Regions from separate parts of the Homo sapiens genome. Here region 2 is linked to region 1. A link is a loop called in an ENCODE intact Hi-C map of the cell type or tissue named here. Cell type or tissue: Caco-2. All regions are shown on one strand. Each heading gives the region's core, and the rest is flanking DNA. Links, peaks and the distances in the headings are about the cores only.

Evidence for each region. Peaks named below come from ENCODE experiments on the same cell type or tissue, not always from the same donor. Only the 100,000 strongest peaks of a DNase experiment are listed, where the experiment ranks them.
Region 2: a loop joins it to region 1, with 22 times the contacts of the local background. A loop is called at or near these places in 6 of 110 quality-filtered maps.

Annotation. Positions count from the first base shown.
Region 1 is chr13:81,168,009-81,175,898 of GRCh38, forward strand. No RefSeq gene overlaps it. Among named protein-coding and RNA genes, the nearest start is that of LINC00564, 55 kb to the right of the region's middle. In Caco-2, for the core only: a CTCF peak has its summit at 3,252 (motif pointing right); no DNase peak of the experiment used is centred there.
Region 2 is chr13:81,604,555-81,612,444 of GRCh38, forward strand. No RefSeq gene overlaps it. Among named protein-coding and RNA genes, the nearest start is that of LINC00564, 380 kb to the left of the region's middle. In Caco-2, for the core only: no CTCF peak of the experiment used is centred there; no DNase peak of the experiment used is centred there.

The DNA.
Region 1 (7,890 bases), core at 1,422-5,421:
GTCATATTTTTGTTTTAAATTTGATTTTTTCCCCTTTCACTGAATAAGAGCTATGCTGAGAATGATAGCCTTACTTCTTTTTTTCTTTCTTTCTTTTTCTTTCTTTCTTTCTTTCTTTCTTTCTTTCTTTCTTTCTTTCTTTCTTTCTCTCTTTCTTTCTCTCTTTCTTTCTCTTTCTTTCTTTTCTTTCTCTCTTTCTTTCTCTTTCTTTCTTTCTTTCTTTCTTTCTTTTTTTCTTTCTTTCTTTCTTTCTTTCTTTCTTTCTTTCTTTCTTTCTTTCTTTCTTTCTTTCTTTCCTTCCTTCCTTCCTTCCTTCCTTCTTTTTTTTTTAACAGAGTCATGCTCTATCCCCCAGGCTGGAGTGCAGTGGCACTATCTTGGTTCACTGCAACCTCTGCCTCCCGGTTCAAGCGATTCTCATGCCTCAGCCTCCTAAGTAGCTGGGATTACAGGGGTACACTACCATGCCCAGCTAACTTTTTGTATTTTTAATAGAGATGAGGTTTCATTATGCTGGCCAGGCCGCTCTCGGATTCCTGGCATCAAGTGGTCCGTGGGCCTCAGCCTCCCAAAGTGCTGGGATTACAGGCATGAGCCACCATGCCTGTCCAATAGTCTCACTTTTAATAATGAGAAGGTAAAACTGAAGACTTGATTTTCTATGTCTGAAAATTTGTGGTTTGCCAGCTACAGGGACAGAGACAAATATACCATATTCCTGAAGTCCTGTTTATTTTATTTGTTGCTAGTATAGTATACATAAAAACAAAATATTTTCATGTCCTGAATGCAATTGTAGTTGGAATACTTTTCTGCTTAACCCTTTTTTCCGTGTGAAATTATAAAAACTATAGATGAATGGATGAAATATTTTCTTTATGCTCATGATAAATGTGTGACACTAGAAGAAACAAGACTATGTTGAATTCCCAAATGTGATGCTGCCTCATTCAGGAAACTGCTTTTGTCACTTTTCCCAGTTCAAAGTAATTTTTTTGTGTGTGCAAATTGTTCTTTCATGATATATGCAATGAAACAGGAGGTATAGAATTAAAATGAAAAGAAAATTTGAATTAGAAAAGATCTGGCTTTATGTGTGAATAGAAAAGTTCAATTCGTATAGAAAGTCATGAGGAAATTTGAGACCCAAATATTTCCCATTCTAGAAAGAAAAACAGCAGCAACCTAAGGTTTATCTCAAGTTCCACAGCTGTTCAAGTTCTATTTCATTTGCCCTATTGAAGGCTAAAATTCTAGTCTTTCTTCTTTTCCTAGTTAAGCCTCAGGTGAAAAAGCTTAAGTTAATCATACTCCTCAAACATACACATTATTTCCATCAGCCTAAGGCTTTTTATTATTTATCAATTTGTTTATATGCTTGTTTGATTTTTTCCTTTTATCTCCATTTTCACCATTTTGTGCAAATCCTTATATTTACATATTTCTGTAGAAAATGTATTATTGTGCATGCTTATTTTAAGTTTGAATACATAATGCTATTTTATAGATTACATTGTCATTTCAACTACATTTTCCAAAACCATCAGCATTTCTGTATCTTCTGCATAGTATTCTATGATATCCATCCACCACTTTCTATAAGCTCACTCAAGGACAGACACACAGGTTGCCTCAACTCCCTAGCAAATAAACAACTATACACTGCCTACCCTTGAATATGCTCCTTAATGGTCATATTGATCATGGCTTTGGTATTTATACCCAGTAAAAGAATTGCAAGGGCATAGCATGGCATAAATTTTATTTTGAAATATAATTTATAAATTTATCAATATAAATTGAGCCAATGAATAATTTAATACATTGCTTGCAAAAAAGGTAAAACAATATCCCATGCCCTCCTTCTACTTTTCCCTTTTCCTACTTCTACTCAAGCTGTTCTTCCCAATTTTTTTCCTCTCTCTATTCAAATCCTGGTTTTCATATTTCCAATTTTTAAATTGATCTTTTTTCAAAATTATCTTTAGCAGCAGAGCACTTCTTCAAAGAAAATCAGGTGTATAGAGCAAATTATGTGTGCATGTATGTGAGTGCATGTGAGTATGCATATATATGTGTACACTCATACACATATCAAATCAAAGACTTCCACTTTCATTGAGTTGGGTTGGGAGCTGTTCCACTGCTGCCTGCTACTCCCTCCCCTAGGGGCATCCTGGGAAGTTCCTAGAGCAGTAGCATCAGGTTAAAAAACTTAAATCTTTGAGATAGATTTGTACAAGTTGGGAGGAATAATAATATATATTACTCTTTAATAGATATTCCAGTATAATTTACATCTCAAAGCATCAAATTTAACAAGGAGTACAAGGAAGCAGAGTTTCATAAACTCACCAAAACTCAATGATTGTATAGCAAACAATCTCTTTTCCCCTTTTACTAACAGAATGTGTTTTATTTGGGTAGTTTCGCAGAGTCAGATCGATGCAAGTCAAGCTTTGTCAATGTCACTGACCAAACTAGACATTTTACTATGTTAAGCATGTTAAGAATGAACACAAATTTTCCCGTACTCAGTATGCATATTAACTTTGAGTACTGTAGGAATTAAGAATTGCATTACTCAGGATTAAGGATACATTTGTGGTTACTGTGCAAAAGCTAAAACAGAAAAATCTCCTTCTCCTGTTATTTTCACTTTTTAAAATCCTTCCTCAAGCTGTGGTTTCCTCACATTTTATTTGTCTGTTCTTTTTCAAATGCAAGCCTTCTTACAAATCCCCTTCTACTCCAAAGCCATACCTTCATTTTTCACTTAAAATGTGCATCTGAAGAAACACCTTTAGCTAAATTTTCTTTTGTGTATATATTTGTTCAATTTGCAAACTTCAAGCCAAGAACCATTTTCTATTTTTTCTATTGTCTGTCTTAAATACCAAGTTTTTGTTGAAGTTTTGTTGAATTTTGCAGCACAAATTACATTCAGTAAGCCAAATATGCAGAACATTGCTTAAACATTGAGATCTGTGATATACAGCGTAATTTAAGCAATTTAGTGAAAGCTCTAAAATGATTTTGCCTACTTAAAGCATTTCCCTTTATTCTGTATAATCTTTAAAAATCATAATTCATAACAGTGTCGAATTCTATTTATTTCTTAGCTTAAATGACCTAATCTACCTTCAGGAATATCTACGTCTGTCAGGGGTACCTGGAAAACCCAATACTTCAGATGTCAGCCATTATAATATTGCAACAAATTAAACCAGTAGATGGCAGTATCACTCAGCAAAATTTAAAGTTGATTTTTTTAGGCCTTTGTACAATAATCATAGTATCCTAAAACTTCCCCAATAGTATGAGCTGACAAAGGCCTTACTTAACCATAATCAATCTTTATTCTCTGATAGATTAAAATGGTTAAATATACTTGATTGTATCAAACTCAAGATAAAACTTTTTTTTTTTTAATAGGTTGAACATTTGTACCTTTGGCTTATTGCTATGTTTGGTGTTCATTTTATAAATATATAATTCTAGAGACACTTTACACATTTTTTAAACATTGAATTTCATAATTTAAATTACATTTCTGAAAATAGTGTTCTCGATTTAGAAAAAGTGTAGTTTAGCTATTTTATATGATTATAAGTGCTGCATACTGCTATATTAAACCCTCAGAAGCATGAGGGCTCTGATAGACTTTGCCTATATTATTGAAGTAAGTTACTAGGCTTTTTTTTTTTTTCTTTCTAGCTAACTTGTTTGCTCAGATAACTAACAATATACCTAGTCTTGTGGATCTCCTTGTCTTTACTGGCACTGCAATGCAGTTCATACTCTCATTTATCTTACTGGGCTAAGTAGCAGATGATGATTCATATAATTTCAAGAGATGAAATGCTAAAAGTAGAATAGGCTATTTTACATTGCAGATAATCATAAGTCTACATTATTAGGTTTTGTCTATTAAAATTACTTTAATTCTTACAATATATTTTAGAATATTGAATAGAAAAAATAAAGTTTCTATTAACATGTTTGGAATTTAATGTAGAAGAGCTCATATGAAGTAAATTAGAATTTGGAGTGGTTGATGTTATTTCACTTGTTCTGTTTCTCCAGTATTCTTAAGACAACTGACTGCGTAGTAACAAACTATTAGACTATTTCTTACATTTAATATCTTGGCTTTTTTAACGAAGGGCAAACAATTACAGCATTTATATGAAAATATACCTTTAGCTAGAAGCAATGTTTGTACCATATATTTAGAAGTAAAGATGTGACTATGAAACATAGTGAATTGCATAGGTCTAATGAGTCTGGTGAGTCAGTTGTTTAATGAAAATGAATCGAATTGAGTAAAGCTCCAAGTGTATCCACTGGAGTAAATGAATGTTCTAAATTCTGTAGAAAGCAACTGGAGTGTGTCACACAAGCATCCAAAGAAAACAGGTGGTGATTTCAGATTTCCCAGGTGAGGATTACAATCAAGTTGCAATTGTGGATCTCTCCTGTGTAAGAGCAAATACGGATTGTTCTTTAAAGTCATGCTCTGCTGGTGTTCTGTTTGCTGCAGACACTGCCTTTTCAAGCGATGTCTCGTTTACAGGCAGGTAAATTCATCCTTTTGCCAAGGACATTCGTAATTGTCAGAGCCTTTGCTGTTTTCTTTGACTGGGGTGAATCAGCTGTTTAACTAAACAGTGACTATACATGCTCACGCATTTCTTCTTTCTTCCCCAGCTGTACCTTTCTTTCATGTTTTATGAAATGCCCCCTGCTAATCAAAGCCAAACAGTGCATAATGGACTTTCGTGAAAGCTGAAATGTATTTATTTCAAGTGTGGAGCATTTGAGCAAGCTGTGATTTAATCTTTGCTATCTGTTTTTCCTTGTCAAGTGATTGGCAGGAGGAGGCAAGCACAATCCATTTTTCTGATTAATACACTGCCATGCACTTTGATTTCCTCCACATGAAGGTTACAAAGACTGCTGGTGCCATCAAGGAAAAGATGAGTTCTCATATAGGAAAATGTCAAATGCATCCTGTTTTGTGAAGATAGCTGAGGCCGTGAGGTTCAATGTAAGAATCAGGGCTTTGGAGTCAGAGAGGCCTGGGAATAGATTCAGCTCACCAACTTCTTTTTTTTTTTTTTTTTTTTTTTTTTTTTTGAGACAGAGTCTCGCTCTGTTGCCCAGGCTGGAGTGCAGTGGCGGGATCTCGGCTCACTGCAAGCTCCGCCTCCCGGGTTCACGCCATTCTCCTGCCTCAGCCTCCCAAGTAGCTGGGACTACAGGCGCCCGCCACTACGCCCGGCTAATTTTTTTGTATTTTTAGTAGAGACGGGGTTTCACCGTTTTAGCCGGGATGGTCTCGATCTCCTGACCTCGTGATCCGCCCGCCTCGGCCTCCCAAAGTGCTGGGATTACAGGCGTGAGCCACCGCGCCCGGCCTCAGCTCACCAACTTCTTTGCCTTAAACAGGTGCTTTACTACCTGGCATTACTCCATGGGCCACCCAACCCATCCTACCGGTATCATTTACCCACCTAAATCCTACCAGAATAACATTTTTGAGTCAGTACCAGTCTACAGATAAGTCTTACAGTCATGTTTGGCAGCATTTTCTGTTTCTCCTGGCAGTAAGGTGATACGTGTCTTTCAATGAATAGGATTGGTTTTCAATTCAATGAAATATTATAATCCTTATGAATTTCCATTTCATCACAGGAAAACAAATTTAGCAGTTCTTACTTCCAGCAGTTGTGTTAAGCATTGACTCTGGTGCATATATAAAGTAACTGGCAGATAATAGAAGTTCATTTATCATTAATCACACTCTTCCATCATTTTTCTAGTGTAATTACTGCAAAGGTTGTGAATAACAAATTGTTATAAGAAGGAACTTTTCTGTATTTTCACAAATGGAAATGAGCTATTTCATGGAATTAATGTGAGCTAATATTCAAAAATTTCCTTTCTTCTCTTAAATTACTCTTTAAGAGAAGGTAAGGGGACATTTAAAGGAAGGATATTTCTTTAATTTGTCAGTTTATTTTCCCTATGTACGTAAAGTTATTGATTATAGTATTTCCAGAGCTCATAAGTCAATCAGACGATTATCATTTAATACATTATTGATAATATATTATAAAATAATATTAAGCAGTTACTATATTTCCTAAAGGCACATGACCACTAGTTGTGTCTTAAGCAATTAACAAAATAGATTCTATTCATTATCGTAATATTGAATTGTTATTGACTCCCATGGTCAAGCAATTTAACATTATATACTCACTGTAACAGACTTAAAATGAGAATAAGGGCTTATTTAATTTGGGACTTAATGACTAAAAGGTAACCTGAATTTGAAAATATTTCACATTGCCAGTGTCTTCACATTATGAAGGTCTATGGGTTGAATAGGGTGTTGAGGTATAAACATTTCTTTGAAGTTGAGGTAAGGCAGATTGAATTATACACTTGTTGGAGTACTTGCAACGTGAACTTCTAAAGTTCATTTCAACTCCTGCTTATGTCTCACTTAAGCCCATATCTCCAAAACAATTAACCTCTTGAATGCAGAGAGCATGTCAGGGTGATTTTGGTTTATACGTGGATAAAGTAAGCACCTCTGTGATAAATGATTTATCTACTTTCTTAATTTTAAATAGAAGCAACCCTTTATGTAATTCTAAATAAATTTGCAAATTCAAGAAATCTGTTTTTAATATACTGGGATTAGGTTCTTCTAATATTTTTAATATTGGTGATAGTGATCCAACTAACAATTACTTCTTGGTAAAACATATATGGTTAGTAACAATACTATTTTTTTCTCAACTATTGTGTCTGCTAAACATTTTTTAAGTGTTTGGAATCCTAAGTACAAATTCATTTTGATATTAGACTATTTTTTTCTGTAGAACTGGGGATAAAACAGGAAGAGAAAGTATATGCTTGGTAACAATAGTTGTCTTTAAATGATAGGATTTTAGAGTAGCTCTTTGAAAAAAAATGCCTCAAAATAGCGCATCTTAGTTTGAAAGCTTAATCCTAAATAAATGAATTACATAAGATGGCTACATAACTGGAAAAAAGAGGGTGAAAAAAGAGGGGAAGTAAACAATTTCCTCCAAAACAAGCATTTAAATTAGGAAGAGATTACAAACAAAAACCCTAATCTAATTTGTATTAATTACATAATTTACAGTTTTCTTTTTTCTATATCTTCTCCTCCATTTCTGCTTTTTCTCTTTCTTTCTTTCTCTCCCTTATTGCATTAGCTCTTTGTTTAGATTTGGAAATTTGCTGATTCTTTATGAATATAATTTGTTCTTTTAATTCATGGGTGGCAGGTGGAACCCTTCAAAATAACCATTCAATTGAGTCAAAACAGGTATTTAAGGGGGTTTAAATTGCTAGACAAATGTAGGATATTAACTGCCTTATAATTCTGAACAGTTTAATTTATCTGACAGCATAAATGTTTGAAATGTTAATGTGCTTGACTTTCTTTTCTCTTTTTTTTAAATCCCTTTCTTTTCTCTATTGCTTAGTTTCTTTGATTTTTGTTGTTTTATTTTGCATTCATTAGTTCAAGAGGTTAGAGAAAAACAGAAGTCATCTCAACACTGGCCTGTTCAGATGCAAAATTAACCCCTCAGCCACCTTACACACACACACACACACACACACACACACACGCACACTCTCACGTCCATGTATATGTACATATACAGACATAGAACTTATCTCTATGGCATATGCGCACCTTAGAAAAGTAAAAATCTCACGTGAAGAGTCTAATGTTCCTTATTTCTATTTTTGTAGTAGAAAAGAATCAGTGGAAGTAAAGAAAAATAAGTACATTTTGTTCACAAGTCTGGTACTCATGGTGATTGACAAGATTTCAAATAA
Region 2 (7,890 bases), core at 2,480-6,479, 440 kb after region 1:
ATGGACATTGGTCAGGCACAGTGGCGCACACCTGTAATCTCAGCACTTTGGGAAGCCGAGGCAGGCGGATCATGAGGTCAGGAGTTTGAGACCAGCCTGACCAACATGATGAAACCCAGTCTCTACTAAAAATACAAAAATTAGCCAGGCATGGTGGCACACACCTTTAATCCAGCTACTCAGGAGGCTGAGGCAGGAGAATCACTTGAACCTGGGAGACAGAGGTTGCAGTGAGCCAAGATCGCGCCATTGCACTACAGCCTGGGTGACAGAGGCGAGACTGTCAAAAAAAAAAAAAATTATGGACATATACAAATCCCACACTCCAAAGAACATTTTAACAACCAAGCTCTTGAGAAAGGGGGCCAATGCATCTGAGAAACCATGACCTGTGTGCTCCCAAGGACTCTTTCCCAAATATATATATATATATATTTTTTTTCTGTTAAATCAATTTCTGCTTTTCCTTTGTTTGAGGTATGATTTATGCCCAGGCTAAGAAAGATACCAAAAACTCCAAGTTTTATTTTTAGTTTCTTTTCCCAGTGAAAAGTATTACTTTTGATATTAATCTGCTTACCAGTTCTGAGTCCAATTGAGTCAGGTACACTTGGTCCAAGCGATTTTACCAACAAGGCAATTCTCTCATACACTTAGGAAAGGAATGAGAACAGTTCAAAGCACTCAGCACTGAATGTTCTGATTTTTACATTAGCAATTTAAGATGGCATAGAATTCATCCTACCACTTCTTATTATTATCTTTACTTATAAATAATATATAAGAGAAAGGTAAAGGAACTTCTTCAGGCTACTATGGATCTACTTCACTATTTCCTTAAACCTGCTTCTATAGATTAACTGAAATGCATATCCAACGATTCCAATCATTCCAATTAAACTTTAAGAAAACTCAACAAGATTAAACACTATACCCAATAGAATTTTATTTAACCTGAATTTTCTATATTATTGCCTCAGTTTTTTCTATCATATTTGTCTAACTTGATTGTGTAAATTAAACAACCGATTTGTTTTCTTGTTTGTTTTGGCGAAGACATTTTCTAGGCAAAAATCTCATATTGGTAGAGAAAAATATTTAAAGTATTCAACACCTAATTGGCCATACTGGTAGTTTTCCATTGCAAAGTTATAAAGTAAATGGTTTCTATTTAGCACTGAAAATCACATCTCCTATGGTTCACATTTATGTTTCATCTAAGAACAGGTGGAAGAAATCTGCATGCCAAGAAACCACCCGTGGTATTCACAGTCTGAGAGCTTGAACTCAAAGGAGATCATTTGGCTTGTAAACAGCTTTACTTTTCATATAATTGACATGAAACTGGATCTACATCACACAAGCATGTCATAGCTTATTACACTCACACAACACAATATTGTAAAAAATGCTAGCAAATCATGCTTTTAATTTGTAATTCAGAATATCTAAATATAAATAATACATCATTAATAGTCAAGTATAAAATATGCAATTTTAGGAATCAATTAATACATTAGTTCTCACTAAAATTATAGCTCAAAATTAATGGTATGAATTGTTTCTTTTTAAGCTTTTGTGATGACATTAGGTACTACATGTATGTACTTCTATTATAGTTAAGTCTTAGGAAGAATTATCACATTCCAAAGTTAGCTCTAAGCACATTAGAAGTATACCATGTGACGGCCGGGTGGGGTGGCTCATGCCTGTAATTCCAGCACTGGGAGGCCGAGGCGGGCGGATCACGAGGTTAGGAGATCGAGACCATCTTGACTAATACGGTGAAACCCCGTCTGTACTAAAAATACAAAAAATTAGCTGTGTGTGGTGGAGGGCGCCTGTAGTCCCAGCTCCTTGGAGGCTAAGGCAGGAAAATGGTGTGAACCCAGGAGGCGGAGCTTGCAGTGAGGCGAGATCGCCCCACTGCACTCCAGCCTGGGCGGCAGAGCAAGACTCCGTCCCAAAAAAAAAAAAAAAATGTATACCGTGACAATGCAGATAGTTTTTTTCCAAGCAATTGAATAAGAAACATCTTTATGTTCATTTCTGGAACCTGTTCAATGATCCATAGAAGGTAGGGACACTATTTCCATGCACAAAGATGTCATAATTTAAACTATAATTGATAGAGACACATAAAATAATCATCACATGCTTTTTAAAACTTTAATTTCAAGTTTCCACAATGAACCTATTAAGCAACTTAGAACTCAAGATTAGCAAAAAATATGGAACTTCCTTTTATTTATGGGTATAACGCCTATGTTGTTACTGTTTTATATGCTCTTGGCAATTTCTCTTTCAAACATGCTCTTCATCAATAGAATTCCCTAAGGGCAATATTTTCTGGATTGGGATATAAGGTTAAGGTAATGATAATTATATATTCTGTTTTTTATATTATTTTAATGTTCTCTACCCTCCCCCAACAAAGAAAAACATATGTTGCCATTGTAAGCAAGAGGGTAAAGTAATTTAAAACAAGCTAAAAATATGTTGGTGATAATCTACACAAATATTAATAGTTCTCAATCCCAGCCGTAAGCTAATTTCTCACAGCAGGCCAAGGCACTCATATTTATTAAGCTTTTCTGCTGTTTGTAACCAAGACAATTTGAGAAACATTGTAGTGCTACATATTTATATTTGATTCCTAATATAACTTTTTACCAACACATTGTTTCATTCTCTCCCAGGCACAGCATTTGTGGGGGTTGTTAGTAAGATTCCGTGACTGAACTTTCCACGGGCTCCTCTGAGCCATTTCTTGGACTAGGTCTTGTCCTTGGCCCTTGACTTTAAGCCTGCACAGCCCAGTTGTAGCAAGAATCCTGCTTCAGTCAGTTTAGCAAGAATCCCCTTAATATTTCCTCTTAGTAATTTTCTACCCATTGCCTCCCTCCCCTTGGCTATAAATTCCTATTTGCCCTTGCTATACTTGAGATTGAACTCAGTTAAATACTGAAGTCTATTTTCTCCTATTGCAATAGTTTCTAAAAAATCTATCAGTATCACTTTAGTGTCCAGCTCTGGTTCTCATTGACATACCCCAAGGTTACTCACAATGTCTTCCTAATATGAGTAGTTCCATACATCTAGCTACAAATAAACATATAGTGGATTTCTCAGGATCAGAAAATCAAAACTTTGCATCTCAAATAATATTTAGTTAGATAACCTCATTTGATACCAAAGGAAAACAAAGCCCTGAAAGTGTATTGATTTTCCCAATGTCAGATAACACATTTGAAACTAGACTCTAAACACAAATCATGCAATTGCCAGTGCTGTGATATTTCCACAGTGTGGGTAACACACAATAAGAATTGATCTTGAAATTTTGGCAAATACATACAAACATTAATAGCAATTAACTCAGGATTAATATTTGAGGTCCTTTAAAGGAGAGGTTATAAAATACCAAGTGATATGCACCCAAAAAGCTGATCACAAACTCACTGGCAAAAGAAGTTACTATATAAAAGAAGGCCATCTTGAGAAAATGAAACAAAAATAAGGAAAGGAATAGCCTGGGTTTTGGGGTGGGAAGCAACTAGAATCAAGTTGTTAGAAACATGCATTTTTTCTTGTATAATTCCTTCACCTAGATTAGGAAGAAACAGGCTTCTAGATGTAGTGAAGGAACAATCAAAATCAAATTGTGGGCTGGGTGTGGTGGCTCATGCCTGCTATGCCAGCACTTTGGAAGGCCAAGGCAGGAGGATGGCTTGAGGCCAGGACTTCCAGACCAGCCTGAGCAACGTAGCAAGATCCCGTCTCTACAAAAGAGAAATTTAAAAAATTAGTCTGGTTTGGTGGCCTATGGTCCTAGCTACCTGGGAGGCTGAGGTAGGAGGATCGCTTGAGCCCAGAAGCTCGAATTTGCAGTGAGATGTGGTTACACCACTGCACTTCAGCCTAGGTGGCAGAACAAAACCATGTCTCTAAAAATATAAAGTAATTTAAAAAGAAATAATATTGTGTCTGATTCATGATCCCAGTTTAGATACTCAGAGTAGATTTCTCCAAGAGATGATACATACAATCATTGAGTAAATGGAACAAGATGAATATGATACGAAATGATAACAGGACAGAAAGTGAGCCTTCCAAGCTTATGGCTTCAGTTTCCAGTGCCCCATAGAAGTATATGACATGTGACTGCTAATTTTGCCTGGTAAAACTGATGAAGTAGTCATTATTGGTGGGGCAAGGTTACCAGTAGCTCAAAGACCATCTATTTTAAAAAATGGTAAATAGAAAATGTCCTCCCCAACTTTCTCCAAGGATACCTATTGCCTGGAATCTGTGAGTACGTACCACACGGCACGGCAAAGGGAATTCGGGGCTGTGATTAAGTTAAGGTTCCTGAGGCATGGAAATTATCCTGCATTATCTAGTTGGAGGCCAATGTAATCACATGAGTCTTGATTAGAAAAGGGTAAGTGAGAGTCAGAAAAAAAAGTAAGACAACAGAAACAGGGCGGAGAGAGAGAGAGATAATACACTCCTGCTGGCCACAAATCAAAGAATGCAAGGAACTTTTAACTGGAAAAGGGAAGGGAACCAGTTCTCCTGTAGAGCCCCCAGAAGAGACTTAGCCCACCCAACACTTTTAAGTTTGAACTTTGCTTTAGAACCCGAGATTTGTAAAATCATAATTTTTTATTGTAGTAAGCCAGTAAGTTTGAGGTACTTCATTACAGCAGCAATATAGAGACATCTTAGGAAGCACCGTCATCCCACAGGAGAGCACACACAGCATGGTGTAAAAATAAGATAGTTGGTGGGATCTAGGTAGGCTCTGGCCATACTAGAATAAGAAACCAGGAGGTCATCAGCCACAAATATTGTAGCCAAATCCCATCTGTGGGGAACAGACTAATAATATCTATCCCCACCCCTACCACAGTGGAAAACAATGCGGGGCCAGAGCACACATGCTGCTCTACAGACTCTTCTCATGGCTGGTATGAGATCATTCAAGCTTATTTCCTACACAACCCTGTGCTCACACACCATCTGGGCTAAGAGAAAGAGAAAGAAAAAGAGAATGAGAAAGAGAAAGAAATAGAATCAGCCAATAATAGAATTAACCATTAAAGTAACTGAACATTTAAAGGTAGCTGTCCTAAAACTGAGCATTTGTTTTGCATCCTACACCGTTGATTCCCCTCCTTATCTATTCCTAAGAGTTTCTGAGGATTAAATCAATTATTTTAAAAAATGAAGTTGCTAGATTTTCTTTGCTCATCAGAAAAATTTTTAAAAAATCAATAGAAGGGCTAAATTACATCAAAGAAATTGCTCATAAAATGACAAAAAGATGAAGGTATCGATTCAAAATATCAAGTCCTTACTATGTGCCAAAATGAATATAAGATGCAGACTCCACCATTGGTTCAATATGTTGACAAGAACAGATTTTTCAAAGTAAAAATGAAAAACCAAAAAATGGAAACATTTTTCAAAAGAAATTTTTTAAAAGATCATAAAAAAGCAGTCTTTATATTAGAATTGCCAAACGGAGTAAATATAATAACCTATACTGATACCTATAAAAATCATTATGAGTAACCAGAACAACAAATAAATCTGTAGAAGTTTTGGGTTTTATAGAGAAAATAGGTAATCTACAAAGTTGCAATAATTTAATGATACAGCAGGTTGTCAAATAAAGTAGTTTTGTTATAACTTTGATGAGAAAAGAAAATTATTTCTGGCTGGGGCCACTGCCTCTGTGGAGTTGGCACATTATCTTATGTCTGTGTGGGTTTTCTCTGGGTGTTTGGTTTCCTCCCACATCTCAAAGTTGTGCCTATTAGGCGAGTTGGTGTATTTACATTATTTCTGTCCAGGCTGGTTCCCACCCAGTGCTCTGAGCTACCTGGATTGCCTCCAACCACCTGCAACCCTAAAATGAAATAAGCAAATTAGAAATGTGTGAATGAATAAATTCCAATTATTATAAAACAAAAATTTGTAGGCAATAATCATACAAATTCCTGACAATAAATGATGTGGTCTGCATCATGGGTTAAAGAGAATATTGCCAGGAGGCCTTCACTTTTTTAGAAGGGCATCATTTGTTAGGTCCTTTTTCCATGGTTTGGAGTAAAATAAGCAATGATTAGAAAGGTATTCCTCATGATAAGCTTTATAGCAGATTCTAATGTAAAGGCTTTAGTTACACAGCAGACTTTAAATTTTCTTGTGAAAGTTATACTAAGTAATAGAATTGGCTAAACAGAGAAATATCTGTGCAGCTGCTCGCCCTTGTGGCCTGTGGAGAAATACATCAAATGAAGATTATATAGATTCAGTTGTAGGGAAGCAACAAAGAAACTGCTTTAAGTGGGTAAACTCTTTATCTAGCTTATTCTTTGATCTACTTGATTTTAGGTCACTTGGTTTATGGGAAATCTGGGTAGGGAGCATACTCCAAACTCTTGGTATTATCCTTCCAATAGTCATAGAATTAGTCTCCCTGGTGTGCTGTATTCTCTCAAAGTTTTAAATCTTTGCATGCATCCATCTCTAGAATGTTATTTGTTTATTAACAAGCATATATTTGTCTAAATAAATACATAAATATATGTGGTCTGAAAGGGCTTGGATAGTTGGGATTGTTTGTTTTTGAACTGTACAGTGGTAGAAGCTGCTCTGAGCAATGATCACTTTCCAAACATATTCCTTGTTTTACCCCCACACTTCTATGACTGCCATCACTCACTGATTCACCAAAAAATTTGGTACATAATTATCTTACTAGTTTCTATTAATTTCTCTTAAATGAATGTAGAGCTCACATTTATTTGAATGTTTAATATTAAAAGTACTTCTGACTTTTTATTGAGAAAGTGTTTTGGTGATGTTTTTGTGACCAGAAATATGCCGTATGAGGTTAACTCTTGTTTATGTCAATTAGCCTGTGGTAAAACTGGTGTCCTTATATAACATTACATTTAAAGTCAAAGTTTCCAAGAACCTATCAATCATATTAAGTGAAGACTTACTGTATTAGATTTCTCATTAATATTACTAAATCCTAGAGGACAGTGGTGATTGGTTTTCAAATACTGAAAGAGATATGCTTTTTCACTTCAAATTCTTTCTCCTACCAAATTATGTACCAAGTAGTGAGAACAGACTGATTAAACATACATTTTCAGAGCTGAAGGGATTTAGAAATTTTGCTTTGAATACCTATTATTAAAAATATATTAAAATATATTAAAGTGAGTATACATAGATAACTGAGGGATCAAATGAAGCAAGGTAAGGTAAAGGGTAAAGGAAACAAGTCTCCAACGAAGGAAGCAATGAGGGTTTGCAGGAACCTGATAAGAATTCTGCACAGATTAAAGCAAAAAAATTAAATATTCCAGGTGAGAAGTGGGTTTTGTTTGTTTGTTTTGCTTTGCTTTTAAAGGGGAAATAGAGTAGCATATTAGTCTGCTTTCATGCTTGTTGATAAAGACACACCCAAGTCTGGACAATTTACAAAAGAAAGAAGTTTAATTGGACTTCAGTTTTACATGGCTGGGGAAGCCTCACAATCATGGCAGAAAGCAAGGAGGAGCAAGTCACATCTTACATGGAAGGCGGCAGGCAAAAAGAGCTTGTGCAGGCAAAAAGAACTCCTCTTTTTAAAACCATCAGATCTTGTGAGACTCTTTCACTATCATAAGAACAGCACAGGAAAGACTGGCCCCCATAATTCAATCACTTCCCACTGTGTTCCTCCCATGACATGTGGGAATTGTGGAGTCTCAATTCAAGATGAGATTTGGGTGGGGGACACAGCCAAACCATATCAGGTAGTAAGGATGCCATAGACTGGGGTAGTATGGGAGTCAATTTGGAAAAAATATATGAGATATAATA